3 separate regions of the Homo sapiens genome follow, and all the other regions are linked to region 3. The links are chromatin loops, found by intact Hi-C in ENCODE. Cell type or tissue: IMR-90. All regions are shown on one strand. Region 1 has its middle 5.3 kb from the start of IL17RD. Region 2 overlaps IL17RD (interleukin 17 receptor D). Region 3 holds the start of PDE12 (phosphodiesterase 12).

What was found. Peaks named below come from ENCODE experiments on the same cell type or tissue, not always from the same donor. Only the 100,000 strongest peaks of a DNase experiment are listed, where the experiment ranks them.
Region 1: it touches region 3 in a loop (4-fold over the local background); 16 of 110 quality-filtered maps call a loop at or near these places.
Region 2: it touches region 3 in a loop (6-fold over the local background); 5 of 110 quality-filtered maps call a loop at or near these places.

What each region holds. Positions count from the first base shown.
Region 1 is chr3:57,169,358-57,171,857 of GRCh38, reverse strand. It overlaps a transcript of IL17RD not described here. Among named protein-coding and RNA genes, the nearest start is that of IL17RD, 5.3 kb to the right of the region's middle. In IMR-90, a CTCF peak has its summit at 1,534 (motif pointing left); no DNase peak of the experiment used is centred here; H3K4me3 peaks cover 378 bases; H3K27me3 peaks cover 17 bases.
Region 2 is chr3:57,098,752-57,101,251 of GRCh38, reverse strand. IL17RD (interleukin 17 receptor D) reads left to right here. Exons shown (of 13, transcript NM_017563.5): 11 at 1-73. Among named protein-coding and RNA genes, the nearest start is that of SPATA12, 39 kb to the right of the region's middle. In IMR-90, a CTCF peak has its summit at 971 (motif pointing left); a DNase peak (open chromatin) is centred at 971.
Region 3 is chr3:57,555,110-57,557,609 of GRCh38, reverse strand. It overlaps PDE12 (phosphodiesterase 12), which reads right to left and starts at 1,336. Exons shown (of 3, transcript NM_177966.7): 1 at 1-1,336. The coding sequence starts at 1,230. It also overlaps a transcript of DNAH12 not described here. RefSeq lists enhancers at 403-572, 1,063-1,842. In IMR-90, no CTCF peak of the experiment used is centred here; a DNase peak (open chromatin) is centred at 1,339; H3K4me3 peaks cover 2,147 bases; H3K27ac peaks cover 1,926 bases.

The sequences.
Region 1 (2,500 bases), 390 kb after region 3:
TGGGATCCTGGATAGAATAAGGATATTAAGTAAAAACTAAGGAAATTTGAATAAAGTTTGGACTTTAATGATAATGTATCAGCCTCAGTTCATTAATTGTGCCTTACTAATGTAATATGTTAATAACTAAAGAAACTCTGGTTTCTTTTGTATAAGAACTCCTGTACCGTCATCTCAGTTTTTCTGTAAATCTATAATTATTCTTTTAAAAGTCTATTAAAAATAAGACAGAAATTTACAAAATAAAAATAACCTCAAAAGATGACAAGAAAATGTTTCTGCAGTTTGTTTCATTCGCATTATTTGGAGCTTTAGTAGGGTTGGATGTTTTCCTAGGGTTTTTAATGAGTCTTGGATTCATTCAAGACATTAAAACTCAGAATTTCAGTAAAGATGGTGATCATTCATTCATTCACTCAACAGTATTTATCAAATGCTGGCTAAATGCCAGGAAATACCCTGTGCTCAGCACTTGGAATACAGGAATCTTTTCAAAATATAGCCCCACTTCTGCCCTTAAAGTAATCCTAAGAAGCTGTTAGCTACTTTTAGGTTCAAACCAGGACATAAAGTACTGCCTGGCTGCCCCTGTAGGCCTCACCAGCTCACCTTGCACCATTCCGCCACACCTGACTGCTCTCCAACCACATTAGCCTCTTTCAGCTCCTTGAAGTTGCCACATTCCCTACTGCCCCAGGGCCTTTGCACATGCTATTCCTTCTGCCCAGAACAGTTCTCCTCTCTCTGCTCCCCTCCCCTTTGCCCAGGTAACTCTTATATTTGGAATCTTAGCTCAGGGATCCCTTCTTCAAAAACAACTCATCTACTAGTAATTCCTCCCTAGTCATAGGGCTATTTGAGTAATGCCAGTGTCCTCCATGGAATGTTTGTTTGCAGGTTAATGACAACTATGACAGTGCCCTGTTGTTCACTCTGATCCCCACTCCTGGCATAATGTCTGATATGGTGCAGAGATTCCATTGATACTTGTTAAATGAATTAATTAATGAATGGAAAACAGGATATGGTCCTTAGCCTTCCAGTATAGTGCGGATCCAAGCCAGGATGTTATCTCCTGAAGATTAGACGTGGCCATTTCCCCAGGTCTTAACTGAATTGCAAATAAGAGCTGGCCCTGGCTGCATCAACTCCTGGTCCACTACCTGCAGTAACATTCACTCAGGCTCTAAGTCATTTGCTTACTTCAGGTTCGGAAAAAAAACAAAAAACAAACAAACAAAAAAAACCCGAGGTCTGCATCCCCGTCATTCCAGTATTGCCATCTGAGAAAACTGACATCCAGAGAGATGGAGTTGCCCAAAGCCACATGGTTACTGAAAGGACCCATTTGATCCGTTTTCTTACGACCCCCTGGACTCTACTTCCCCTAAAGCTTAGCACCAGCTCTGAATAACAGCAGAGTACTCCCACCTGCCCTGGCGGCTTTGATCTAGAAAGACTTGTTGTGCGGTCGCAGTGCAGGGTAGTCTGGGGCGGCGGTCTCCGACCTGGACTGCGCGCGCCCCCTCGCGGTTACCTTGGAGACTAGACATCCGCTCTTCTTTTCCTCCGGGAAAAGAAACGGGAAGTGGCCGTGGGCCGGTGAATTCCGTGTAGTGGCCAAGGTACGCACCGCTCCAGAACTATGGGGTGGGCGTCCTGGGATTTCTGGGCGCAGGGTTGGGTCCGCCGCCCCAGGTTTTCTGTTGTCCGCCGCCCTGGGTCTCTGGGCTGTGCAGGAGGCGCCAAGGCTGGGTTTAGGAAGGCCATGTTTTTGGCGTCCTAGACAGGAAGAGTCTGGAGGAATCAGCTGAGTCTGGGGCCTTTCGTCCCAGGCAAGGCGGTCCCAGGCCAGGCGATCGGGGTCCGGTTTGAACCCCAGCTCTGTGACCGCGAGCAGACTTCCCCTCGCTGAGCATCAGCTTCCCCATCTGTGCAGTGGGGATGATGACGCCTACCCCATTGGAGCCAAGACTGCCAGGTAGCCTGATTGACATCCAGGCAGTCTTGTGGGGTCTCAGGGACTAAGGGCTTGCAGGTGGGTACCAGTTCTCCACATACTGCTCCCTCCAAAGCCTGGGAAACCTTGCACCCTCAGCCCTCTGGGAGACTGGGGTCAGGGGTACAGTGACACTCTTTACCTTTAATGTCTTTATTAATACAGAAAACATACACTAATTTCTCACAATACCAAAATAAATTAGAATTTGGGCCGACTGCTTCTAACACTGTTCATTAAAATAGTATTTAGTTATTCCCTGCTCAAAATGATTCATGATACAAATTACTTCCACCATCACTTTATCTTTTTTTATGTTTCACGGGATAATTTGACCCCTAACAAAATCCAATCCTTGCGTTAAGGATTTTTCTTATCTGGCTAGGTTATAATTAGAGTGGGAAAATATATTTACATTTCATCAACAGCTTATTTTAAGGTGATTTTATCTGTTTAATTCTCAGCTTTGTTCCAAAGAGGGGGAGGTGGTGACAGTCTCTT
Region 2 (2,500 bases), 460 kb after region 3:
TAAAGATGGCCAGAATCACATGAATGTCGTCCAGTGTTTCGCCTACTTCCTCCAGGACTTCTGTGGCTGTGAGGTGCGGAATCTAAAGTTCCTTCTCCTACCCTGGCCAGGACACTTGCCCTGTACTCTCTCCCCGCTGCCTTCTCCTCTCTTCTGGGCCTCCTGTGGTGACACCTGCCCTTGACTAGTGCCACAGCTTTCAAACTGGGGATAGTCTCGCACTCTTTTTTCAGTCTGTCTTACCCATCACCAGCACTAAATATTTCATAATACTTAGTTCTAACTCTGACAAACTCCTGCTCTAAAGCTTTGAGTGGCACCCACCTGGCAGGAAGTTTTGTAAGCATTAAGAAGACCAGTAGCTTCCGTGGAAACATGCAATTGGAGTTGAGGGGTGTCACTCATGACATCCTAGTGAGCATGTTCAGGACAGAAGCCCCACTTGGAGAGTCAAAGAGAGAGTGGCAAGTAAAGCAGTGAGTTCGCACAATTGTTTGGAGGAGTTCTGCTGAGAAGGGGAATGAAGGACGGGGCTGCCATTAGAGGGGATCTTGAGGTCCAGGGAGAAGTGATAAACGAAGGGCTCTGTGAAGCTGTTTGACCATTGACTGGTGGAATCATAGACAGGGAGAAACTCATGATGCAGGAGACGGCACTGGCCAGAGAGAACAGGGAGGTAGGAAGGGAGCACTCCCAGAAAACAATATTTTGTCAAGCACTGAAATGATCTGCTCTGGTTTCTTAGCTGTTCTCTTGAGTTATTAATATCTTATTAATATGCTTTTCTATAATGTCAGAATGTACATTTTTAGAGTGAAGTCTGAAACTCTCATGCAAGACATACCCTGTTTCTTGAAAATGCAAGAACTGTACAATAACTGTGTGATTGGAAGTTGTTTTTGCTTTGAAACTGCCCATTGGCATGTTTTTCAGAATCTCTCCATGTGGTGAGGCTGCCCCCTAGTGTCAACATAACATACTACGCTAGCCTAGTTTCCCTCTGCATGAAAGCGTGAGGTTGGTGGATCAGCACGTGCTGAAAAATAACTACACTCTAGCCAATGGCACACAGTTTTCAGATACCACGGGCAACCAAGTTTGCTCTACTTCACAAGTATTTAGCCTCTGGGGAAAACGCTCTTCCAGTTATTAGTGTAATAGTTATTGTAGAAAATTTGGAACTAGAAAAGGATGATAAATAAAACATTGTCTGGAATCCCAAACTGATTAAGGAAAATCTTAGAAAGAGGAACTCATATTTCATGTGTGGTTTATTTCCTTCCAGTCTTTTTCCATATAGGTGAACTCACACGTACAGTTTTGCCTTTGGGGCTGATTGAAATGATTTTTTGCAGTCTCTTAATAATTTTTTACACTATTAGTAGTTATATGTCAACTGCAATTTTAAATAGCTACATGATCCTCCATATTGATTTGCCATAACTGAGTTAATACAAATATTAAACATCTCAGTGGTTCAATATTGTCCCATTTGTGATGATTTCCCAAGAAAGATGCCTGGAAATGGAATTGCTGGGTCAAAGATAGAAACATTTAAAAAATGCTTGGTATATACTCCCACTGAGCTTTTAGCATGTGTAATGTTAACAAGAATTAAGGAAAGTATAAGACAATTCAGGGTTATTTTCAGCAAGTGGATGGATGTTGGGGCTTTTTCCCCATTGGTAACATCTTAGAGCAGAAGAGGAGAACAAAGTCGTTTCAGAATGCCCTTCCCTGTAAGATAGTGTGGCTGCTGTGTTTCGTCATAGCCATTGGGAATTAATAACTACAGAAGGAAAGACATCAACACAATAACCAAGAGATGTTTCTGGTAGAATTAGGTAAAAGTGGTCTGAGAAGGTGAAGTCCTCTAAGGGGCCACACATGTCTGATTTTTCTCTCCTTTGTCAGCCACGCCCACAGTCTCTCTACCAGACCGCCTTTGGGGGTAAAGCTTTGTCAATTACCAGCCTTGTAGAGATGTAGCCTTGTATACCTGTGTGAAGCCATAGAGGAAGGTGCTAGCCAGTCCTGAGTGAGTTACTCAGAATGACCATGTTAATGCAGTTCACTAGCCTCCTCTCCAGCCATGGACCAACTAGTAAACAACATAGGTGAGCCTGAGGCTATGAGAGTGTCGAGATAGGTCCCCTTTGTCAGTCACTGTCTGGATGTGAGTCACCTATAATTGTGGGTGACTGGCATCCAGGCCTGAGCCCCATCTCCCAGCTCACTTTGGAGTCACTCATCCACATCCTCCTCTCAGAGCCTGCCAGCCTTCTCTCCAGAATCTGCCCCTCCAATCTAGGCACCTCACTCACCAGATCAACCAACCTCAGTTTCTCTGTCCTGTGCTCTCTACCACCTGTTGCTTCCTTGAGGATATCCTATGTAGGGTGTGACTTGGGCAAGGTGCCAAAAGCACTGCGCTTCTGTCCCCTCACTTGTAGGGCAGGAGTGGTAATGACTCCATGTGATACAAAAATGGATGGATGGC
Region 3 (2,500 bases):
AAGTGGGTCGGACTCGAGGGCTTCGTAGAATGAAATGTCATGCTGGCTAAGAAGGCTGAACTTAGACTTTCGGTAGAAAGTGGCCAGGCCTTCGTGCTGCTTGATTCGAAACACCCCCTCGAGCCCGAAGGCCTCTAGGGCGGGTACCAAGCTGTCAGAAAACACTGCGCGGTCAACCTCCTGCAAACAGATGACATCGGCGTTGTAGCCGGTGAGTTCCTTCTGGATAAGGTTCTGGCGGTAGTCGAGCTCCAGGGCGTAGGGGGCACAGTATGGGTACAGAACCGTTCGCGAGAACTCAGTCTGCGCGTACGTGTCTGCCAGGATGTTGTAAGAGACAGTGCGGATGAGAGCGTCCTCAGTCACCTTCTTCGTGTAGAGATGCCGGTGGTCAAAAGTGCAGGTGCCAGGCCCAGCCTCTACCACACACACACTTTCCAACTCCCGGCTGTGCCCAAAGCGCTGCCCATCGCCTGGGGTGCAGTGAAGCTTGAGCCTTAGCCCGATGTCGGCATTGGACGGGGTGTAGACACGCTCCTCCACATCAGTCTCAGTCCAAGAAGAAGAAGGTGAGGAGGGAGACAATGACGAGGGGACACCGACCTCGGGCTCCGCCGCTCCGGGCTTGGCTTCCTTATACCAGCGGAAAAGGGAGCTGGCGGGATCCCCAAATTCGAGGCTGAGTTTGGGGCACACAGGGAACCCGGCCATGATGTAGCGCGGCAACTGCAGTTCGGTGAAGGCGGGCGGGTTGCGCTCCACCTTGTACTTAACATCGCCGATCTGCAGCACCGCGCCGTCTTGCCAGGCATCCACGTTGAGCACGTCCTCAGCCACTGCCTCTTCCCGGTAGTACAGCTTCACCACGGGCTCGCAGAACACAGCCGGCTCAGGCCCCGGCCCTGAACAGGCCGCACCGCCGCTAGCATTCGGCCGGCTCTTCCTGCTCTTCTTGGCGGCGGCCGCCTTAGCGTGACCCTTTAGGGCATTGGTAGCGATGCGGCTGAGGACTCGACCCAGCGGCTCGCTCTGGTCGCGCTGCATGTTCTTGTGGCTACCATCAGCCAAAGCGAATGACAGGCTCAGCTTGGGTTCCGAAGGTACGCAGCGCACTACAGCGCGCTCCATCGCTCCCGCCGCTGTCTGGCTCCCCGCTTCAGCCCGGCTCAGCTTCTCCACCGCCGTCCGGATCACCCGAAGCGCGGCGCGGGCGCCTGGGAGCCTCCACATGAACCTGGTGGCCTAGCGGTCGACAAGACCCGCGGCCGATCAGCGGCCTACTGTCAGGTGGAGCTGAGGAGCCGAGGCCGCCGGCTTTGACTCATTCAGATCTCGCGACTTCCGGCTAGCGAAGAGAGGGAATGAAGTGCTTCCGACTCGCACTTTCGCCTAGCGCGTGGGCACGCATGTCTGTAATACTCTGAAGATTAATTTTTACCTACACGATAGGTCAGAATTATAGGGAAGTGAAGAAAATATAAAGGTGTCAGAGGAAAATACTAGATTCCACGGTTTTGTCGAAAGTGCATGCTGGTGACGGGAGGGCATGCCCTCCAAGCCGGAAGTGGATAGGGTGGTGTCACGTGTTCCGCTTCGTTGGAGGAGGTGGACACCTGTCTTGGAATCTTGGCTGACCAGCTCTCCTCCCTGCGCCCGGGACTGGACTGCGCTAGGACGTGGAGGCCTCCACCCGGATTGCGAGCTTTACTCGCAGTGTGGAAGGTGTTGCCCATTTCATCTCCACAGCTTTGCCGACCCTGATCGCTCGTTTCGGTGGCCTGGTGGGTTCACCCCAGGCTGAGCCAGCGCCTACGCACCTCTGAGCAGAGCCTTTGTGGTAGTTAACAACGAACGATATACAATAACTCCGTTTAGTGAGCGCAGACTATGCGAGAAACGCTACACACACTATCTTATTTAAGCCTCATAGTTCTTATGAGGTAGGTCTCTTTATCCATCGCTTTACAGATGCAGAGTCCCGAGATATTACCTGCTCAGGGTCACACAACTATTAATTGGCAGAAAGAAATAGTACTGACAAACTGCGGAAGGCTGTTTGTTATTTTTTATTAGAGACAGGTTGTCACTTTGACGCCCAAGCTGGAGTGCAGTGGCCTGATCATAGCTCACTGCCCCCTCGAACTCCAGGGCTCGTGCGATCCTCCCGCCTAACCCTCTCAAGTACAAACAGGCAAGAGCCACCCAGTGTTTATTTTTAGTTAGTAAATAGGAAGACTCTATTTAGTTACTACATTTAACAAATAAAATTACAGGATCTCAGTTAAATTCAATTTCAGATAAGGAATAATAATGGGGCATATATTAAGAAATAGTTGTTTATCTGTTTATTTTATTTTTTTATTTTTTAGGTAGGGCCTTGCTCTTTCACCCAAGCTGGAGTGCAGCTGTGCGATCTTGGCTTACTGCAACTTCGGCTTCCAGAGTTCAAGCGATTCTCGTGCCTCAGCCTCCCAAGTAGCTGGGACTACAGGCACACACC